Regions from separate parts of the Homo sapiens genome. Here regions 2 and 3 are each linked to region 1. The links are chromatin loops, found by intact Hi-C in ENCODE. Cell type or tissue: heart right ventricle. All regions are shown on one strand.

What was found. Peaks named below come from ENCODE experiments on the same cell type or tissue, not always from the same donor. Only the 100,000 strongest peaks of a DNase experiment are listed, where the experiment ranks them.
Region 2: a loop joins it to region 1, with 5 times the contacts of the local background. A loop is called at or near these places in 7 of 110 quality-filtered maps.
Region 3: a loop joins it to region 1, with 2.1 times the contacts of the local background. A loop is called at or near these places in 9 of 110 quality-filtered maps.

Annotation. Positions count from the first base shown.
Region 1 is chr17:61,001,479-61,003,978 of GRCh38, forward strand. All of the region lies in intron 15 of BCAS3 (BCAS3 microtubule associated cell migration factor), which reads left to right. Among named protein-coding and RNA genes, the nearest start is that of BCAS3-AS1, 130 kb to the right of the region's middle. In heart right ventricle, a CTCF peak has its summit at 994 (motif pointing right); no DNase peak of the experiment used is centred here; H3K27ac peaks cover 556 bases.
Region 2 is chr17:61,543,633-61,546,132 of GRCh38, forward strand. No RefSeq gene overlaps it. Among named protein-coding and RNA genes, the nearest start is that of NACA2, 46 kb to the right of the region's middle. In heart right ventricle, no CTCF peak of the experiment used is centred here; no DNase peak of the experiment used is centred here.
Region 3 is chr17:61,133,803-61,136,302 of GRCh38, forward strand. All of the region lies in intron 22 of BCAS3 (BCAS3 microtubule associated cell migration factor), which reads left to right. BCAS3-AS1 (BCAS3 antisense RNA 1) reads right to left here and starts at 2,210. Exons shown (of 6, transcript NR_186507.1): 1 at 2,065-2,210. In heart right ventricle, no CTCF peak of the experiment used is centred here; no DNase peak of the experiment used is centred here; H3K4me3 peaks cover 1,733 bases; H3K27ac peaks cover 2,329 bases.

The DNA.
Region 1 (2,500 bases):
AATGTGATGTTTCTTGACTTTTCTTTCCACATCACTGTTTACTTGTGGATTGAAGTTTCCATGTGCATGTTTTAATTTTTGCCAAGAAAAATCAATCAAGTGCACTGTAGCTCTGCTTTAGATTTTATGCCTCATATGACATAGAGTATATAAATAGTATAAACATGTTAAATGGAGAAAAATCTTGTGGGGGGATATCTTAGTTTAGTACCTGGATTTTTATTGATTATGTGTACTTTATTGTTTTAGCTCAAATGCAGTTTTGTTTTTCATTTGTTATTTTCAGATTTAAAGTTTTCCTGGTGAATTTGTTTTCTCAAATTCTTTTATCACCTTTTTTAAAAAAAAATGTTGCTATAGCACTCTGCTAGTTTTAACATTTACTATTTTCTCAAGACAGAGCAGATGAGTTTGTTAGGGAAAGTGGATAGAAAAGAGTGACCTCATAATACCTTCCTGAAAACAAGATGCTTTCATTTCAGAATCATTAATGGAAGAAGCTATTAAATGAAGATTGTACAGTTGTTGTTTTTAAATAGGTTTTTAAAGAGAAGTTTTAGGTTCTCAGTAAAATTGAGAGAAAGGTATAGATAACGTAGTTTTGGGGGGAAATAAAATTGCCAGTGGGATATATTTTAAAGGAAACCTGATATTATATTGCCTCTAAATTATACTTTAAAATTTAGTGCTATGAAAATTAATTTAAAAATATTTTAAACCTAAATAAACTCTATGTAGATATTTTATATTTTTGTGTATTTCATTTTGGATATAACACATTTCTTTTCTCTGTAAGTTTTGCCTTTAAATAAATGCCAGATGATGTAGTTATCCCTTGAAACTAATCCAGAATTTCTTCTTTGCTTTTTACTGCTTGTGGAAATATTTTTTCTTTTCTATGTATTTTTTACATGGGCAAATCATAAACTCCAGATTTCAAAATAGTTTTATTTTTAAATGGTTAATGAGACATGCCTCTAGAGGGCAATATTTTCTCATTGTAATCAAGGCAACCCTGGCATGAACCTGAGGTACTAGGGATGTTAATGTCTTATCAGATCTTAAATAGCCTTTCTTCCTTTTTATTATGTTTTCTGTGATTTATTCTTCAACGTCTTCTTAGAGAATTCAACTTTGGAAATATATTACTATCAATTAATATCCTTTCTGAGTACTACATGCAGATCCAGTTCCTCTGAGTGAATACCATTGAATGAATAGAGGCAAATTTTTTAGTTATATCATTTGAGTATGTGGGGTCATTATGCTAAATGTTTTTTTATTCTCTATGTGTTGCTATTCAGGGACTTGTTATCTGTATACTTTATAATATCAGAGTGATTAAACTTCATTTTTGAGGCATTGAGGCATTATAAGGGCTAATAGTTATCTACTCTTTTCTATTAACATTGATTGGACACTTACTGTTGTTGTTTACCCTTTAAATATAATTTTTATTTTTTATCAAAGAAATACATGCATTTATTATAAAAGTCAAAAATATAATTTTATAGTGAAAGGAGGCACTTTTTGGCCTATCCTCCCCACTCTCGGGTGTCATTCCCCAGAGGCCTCTTCTTTTAACTCTTCTGTTTTTTTCTCAGTTGGTTTTTTTTGGGCCCTTTCCTGGAAATCCTATTACTTGAATAATGTATCTTCTACATTGAGCCCCTAATCTTCTTGTCTATTTTCTATCTTTTTTTTAACTTTATGAGAATTTCCCCAACGTATGTTTCAGTCTTCTTGTTGCATTTTTATTTCTGCAATCTTTTTAATATGATTTTCTTTGAATTTTTTTTATTATCACACCCTTTTCTTATTTTATGTGTAATATTTTTCTCTCTTTAAGAGATCGTTATAAATTTTGAAGCTTTTTTGTGCTCCTTTTATTATGCCCTCCCCTCCCCTCCCCTCCCCTCCCCTCCCCTTCCCTTCCCTTCTTTTTCTTTCCTTTTTTTTCTTTCCTTTCTTGTCTCCCTTTCTTTGCCTTTTTAAATCGAGACAAGGTTTTGCCATTTTGCACAATCTGGTCTCGATCTCCTGGTCTCAAGCAATCTGCCTGCCTCAGCCTCCCAAAATGCTGGGGATTACAGGTGTGAGCCACCAAGCCCATCTGGAGCAGTGATTTTCAACCCTTGACTGTCCATTATACTTAAGCTAGATAGATTTGAAAAATACTGAGGCCTAGACTCCATCAGACTGATTGAACCAAAACACTGACCTCAGTGATGGGGAATCCTTGATGGATCATTGGCTGATTATTTTTATTTTTACATTCTATTATTTAATAATTCATTTTTATTTTATTCATTTTTATTCAGCTAATCAACAAATCAATACTAAGGAACTGATTGGAAGCTTTTTGAATGTGGGAAGGGCATACCGCCTTATAGGTATCAGTGGTCTATCAGGTAGGAATGCCATTTTATTATCATACCTCAAATAGTCACTATCCGTAGGTCTTTTCATGTACGCTGGTCAGTTTTCCCACAAAGAAATT
Region 2 (2,500 bases), 540 kb after region 1:
CGCCATTATCCTGGCTCAGCCTCTGGAGTAGATGGGACTACAGGCGCCCGCCACCACGCCCAGCTAATTTTTTGTATTTTTAGTAGAGACGGGGTTTCACCGTGTTAGCCAGGATGGTCTGGATCTCCTGACCTCGTGATCCACCCGTCTCGGCCTCCCAGAGTGCTGGGATTACAGGCGTGAGCCACTGCGCCCGGCTTATTTATTTATTTATCGAGACAGGGTCTCACTCTGACGCCAAAGCTGGAGTTCAGTGGCATGATCTCAGCTCACTGCAACCTGCGCCTCCCAGGTTCAAGCGATCCTCCTGCCTCAGCCTTCTGAGTAGCTGGGACTACAGGCATGTGCCACCACACTTGGCTAATTGCTTTTGTATTTTTTGTAGACACGGGGTTTTACTATGTTCCTCAGGCTGGTCTCAAACTCTCAAACTCCTGGGCTCAAGCAATCAATCCTCCTACCTCAGACTCATGCAGTGGTGTCATATTTAAAATCTTTGCCAAATCAAAGGTCATCGAATTTTCCCCTATATTATCTTCTAGGAGTTTTATAGTTTTGTGTTTTACATTTAGGTCTGTGATAAAGTTTGAGTTAATTTTTGTGAAGAGTGAAAGGCCTATATCTAAATGTATTTTTCTGCATGTCCAGTTGTACCAGGACCATTTGTTGAAAAGACTGTCTTTTCTCCACTGTATTGTCTTTGTTCCTTTGTCAAAGATCAGTTGAGTATATTTATGTGGGTCTATTTCTAGGCTCTCTATTCTGTTCCATTGATCTGTTTGTCTTTTCTTTCACCAAATACTATCACTACCATGTCTTGATTACTATAGCTTTGTAGTAAGTCTTGAAATTGCACGGTGGAAGTCCTCTAACTTTGCTCTTCTTCAATATTGTGTTTGCTATTCTGGGTCTTTTGCCTGTCCATATAAACTTTAGAATCAGTTTGTAGAAATCCACAAAATAACTTGCTGGGATTTTGATTGGAATTGCATTGAATCTATAGGTCATGAGGGAAGAACTGACTTCTTGACAATATTGATCTTCCTATCCATAAACATGGAATCTCTCTCCATTTATTTAGTTATTTGATTTCTTTCATTGGAGTTTTGGAAATCATGTAAATATTTTGTTAAATTTATACTTAAGCAATTCATTTTTGGGGGGTGCTAAATAAAATAAACAAGTATAATTTTAATTTCAAATTCTACTTTTTTATTGCTGGTATATAGAGAAGTGATCAACTTTTGTATGTTAACTTTATATCCTGCAAACTTGCTATAATTGCTTATTAGTGTTGGGAGCTTTTCTTTCAGACTTTCTACATAGATGATCACATCATCTGCAAACAAAGACAATTTTATTTCTTCCTTCATGGTTTTTATACCTCTCTTATTTCCTTTTATTGTCTTATTGTATTAAATAAGACTTCTAGTCTGATGCTAAAAAGCAGCAGTGAGAGGGGACATCCTTGCCTTGTTCCCAGTCTTAGTGAGAAAGCTTTGAATTTCTCACCATTAAGTATGATATTAGCTGTAGGTTTTTGCAGAGGTTCTTTATTAAATTGAAGAAGCTCCCCTCTGTTTCTAATTTACTGAGAGTTTTTATCATTAATGGACATTACATTTTGTCAAACGCTGTTTTGTGCATTTATTGATATGATAAAGTGATTTTTCTTCTTTAGCCTTCTTTTGATGTGATGAATTACATTAATTGATTTTTAAATGATGAATCAGCTTTGCATACCTGAGATAAATCTCACTTGGTAATGGTGTAGAGTTTTTTATACATTCTTGGATTCAATTTGCTAATATTTTGCTCAAGATTTTTATATCTGTGTTCATGAACAATATTGGTCTGCAGTTTTCTTTCTTTCTAATGTCTTTGTCTGGCATTGACATTAGGATAATGCTTTTATCTTCTGAAAGTAAATATGGTAGAATTCACCTATGAACCCACTTGGGCTTGGTGCTTTCTATTTTGTAAGGTCATTCATTACTAATTCAATTTATTTAATAGGTATAGGCCAGAGCATTTCTTCTTAGGTGACTTTTGGCAGATTGTGTCTTTCAAGGAATTGGTCCATTCCATCTAGGTTATCAAAGTTGTGGGCAGAAAATAGTTTATAGTATTCCTATATTATCTTTGTAATGTCCATAGGGTCTGTAGTGATGTTTCCTCTTTCATTTCTGATATTAGTAATTTGTGTCCTTTCTCTTTTTTCTTGATTAGCTTGGCCAGGGGCTTATCAAAGAACCAGCTTTCGGTTTCATTGATTTTTCTCTATTGAATTCCTATTTTCAATTTCATTGATTTCTGTTCCAGATTTTATTATTTCTTTTCTTCTACTTACTTCAGATTTAATTTGCTCTTCTTCTTTTAACTTCCTAAAGTGGAAACTTAGATGACTGATTTTAGATCTTTGTTTTCTAATGTACACATTCAATGTTATAGATTTTCCCCTAAGCACTGGTTTTGCCACATCCCACAAATTTTGATAAGT
Region 3 (2,500 bases), 130 kb after region 1:
ATGAATTGGAAGGGTGCTTTCTGTGACTTTCATTGGCCTGCAACTGCCTGGAATCTCAAAAAAAAAAAAAAAAAAAAAAAGGAAACCCAAAAAACCATCTTTGATTCCTTACTGTGTAATCTTTTAACAAAGTATTTTGCAAACATACTTAGCATGTGATTTTCACATATGTGTTCCAAGGAGCAATGGAGCAGAGTTGGAGAGATGAAAGCATTTGAAGACTGCAAAGTAATTTTAAATTGAGGGATGTACTAACAAAGGAGTCATATACAAAAAGGGAGGAGAGGTAGAGTTGGCCTGATGTGGAAAATAAATATTTCATATAGTCTGCTATAGTCTGGCCAGTATGAATTAAATAAAAGTCACATTCATAATGAACACTGGAGCAATTATACATCCTAAAAAGAAAGGGAAGAAATACCATTTCGTAATAAGAAGATGAGGATCAATAATAGTAGTGAACACTTGTTGATTTTTTAAAAATCAACTGTTAGGCACTGTGCTCAGACTTTATGAGCATTGTCTCATTTTTCATCGTTTTATAAATTAGGAAATTGAGGTCTTGTGAAAGTAACGTGCCTGGATTGACACAGTAAGCTGGTGGAATGAGGATTCGGAACCACGCATGTCTGACTCCAGAGCCCTCGCTTTTTACACCAGCCTCTACTATCTCCCTGTGTGACTCTGGTCAGTTAATCCATTTATAAAATGAGAGTATTGGACTGAGCAATTTCTAGATCCTTTTGGTTCTAGAATTATAGGAAAGTATTTTAAAGTCGAGAGAACTGTGTTATGGTGGGACATTTAGAGACAAACTGAAATGGTGATTGTAATGACATTTCAAGTTAATGATAGCTAGCATTGATGGAGCCTGTACTATATAATTATGTAATTATATTTACAAACACCTCATTTAACCTTCAAAACAATCCTTTTTGACATCAGTTTTTTGTTCCTAAGAAAAGTTAAGTAACATCTCCAAATCACAGAACTAGAATTATTCATGAAGAGTCAGCCACATCAAAGATCCAAAACACGGGTTTTAAGATTTCAAATGGTTAATACTCTACTTTTCTCTTAGATTGTTGTTTTGTTTTTTTTTGAAATAAAACATTTGTACAAGTCAGTAAAAGTGATATACAGTATTTCTTCAAAACTGGAATGTTATTAGAGTTCTTGCTTGAAAATAGTTCCAAATTAAACATATGAGGTTTCCAGTAGTTTGAAGACTTTAGAATCCGACTTGAGATCAAATCGGAACTGAGACAGTGAGGTCACCTAAACTGCGACGTGTGAAGTGCCCTGTTTCATGCTTCTTATAATGACATGATAAGGCCATTAGTATTATCTTTATTATAACAGATGATTATAAATGGTACAGACTTGGTTTCTTATTATCTGGTACTTTTTGTCACTTAGCCCTAATTTTCTTAATTCAAAGACATATTCTGTTAGTACTAGGGAGCAAGTTTAAGACTGACTTTGCCACACTAATCAAATTACATCAGTGTCAAGTGCTCACTAATTAACACAAAATTTATATCTGCATTAGGTAAATGTCATTTCACCACAGTGGCCTGAAATAAGCTTTTTATTCCTTTGAATTAGCATACCATTTCATTGTAAGTATTACAAACAAGCTAATGACAAAATTTAGGCCCATGTGCATTTGTTATTTAGCTGGAAATAGCCAGAAGACAGTCAGTACTTCCAAAGATCTGTAGGAAAATGCCCTGCTTCATTTTTTAACTGATCAGCTAGCTGACTTGTCACCTTGAGGTCCTGTGTGTACATCATAGAAGGGCTTAGCAGACTACTGCCACCCCCTGTCTATATGCAGCCCACGGGCTAGAACAGTTCTCACATTTTTAAATGGGAGGAAAAACATCAAAAGAAGATTTTATGAAACCTGAAAATCACATGAAATTCACATGTCAGGCTCATAAATAAGTTTTAATGCAACAGAGTCATGTCTGTTCACTTATGTATTATCTATGGCTGCTCTCCCTATGATGGCAGAGTTGAGCAGCTGTAACAGAGACCGTGCGGCCTAAAGATACTTACTGTCGGGCTGGTTACAGAAAATGTTTTCCAAACAGAAGCTGTATTCCAAATTCTTTCCTAATGTGGCATACAAAGCCTTTAGGATCTGGCTCCTGTGTGCCTCTCCTGCCGCTGCTGCTGCTGCTGCTGCTCCTGTTTCCGCTTCTGCCATGGCCACCGCCACTGCCGCCGCCTCCTCCTTCTTCCCTGCACCCCTTCGCGCCTGCCTTCCCCGCGACCGGCAGCCTGAGCTCTAACAATTCTCAACTACTAGCACCTCTTAGACTCCAAAATGCTTTGCACCTATTTAAATGTTTTCCCGTGCTCTTCCCTCTACATAAAATCATTTCTTTCCATCCTGAGTACCCATGGCAAGCTCCTATCTTCCAATATTTTTACTTAAGCATCCCCTCTTCTTCTCTGCACCTGGAGCATCTTGGACATAGCTTTGTTTCCA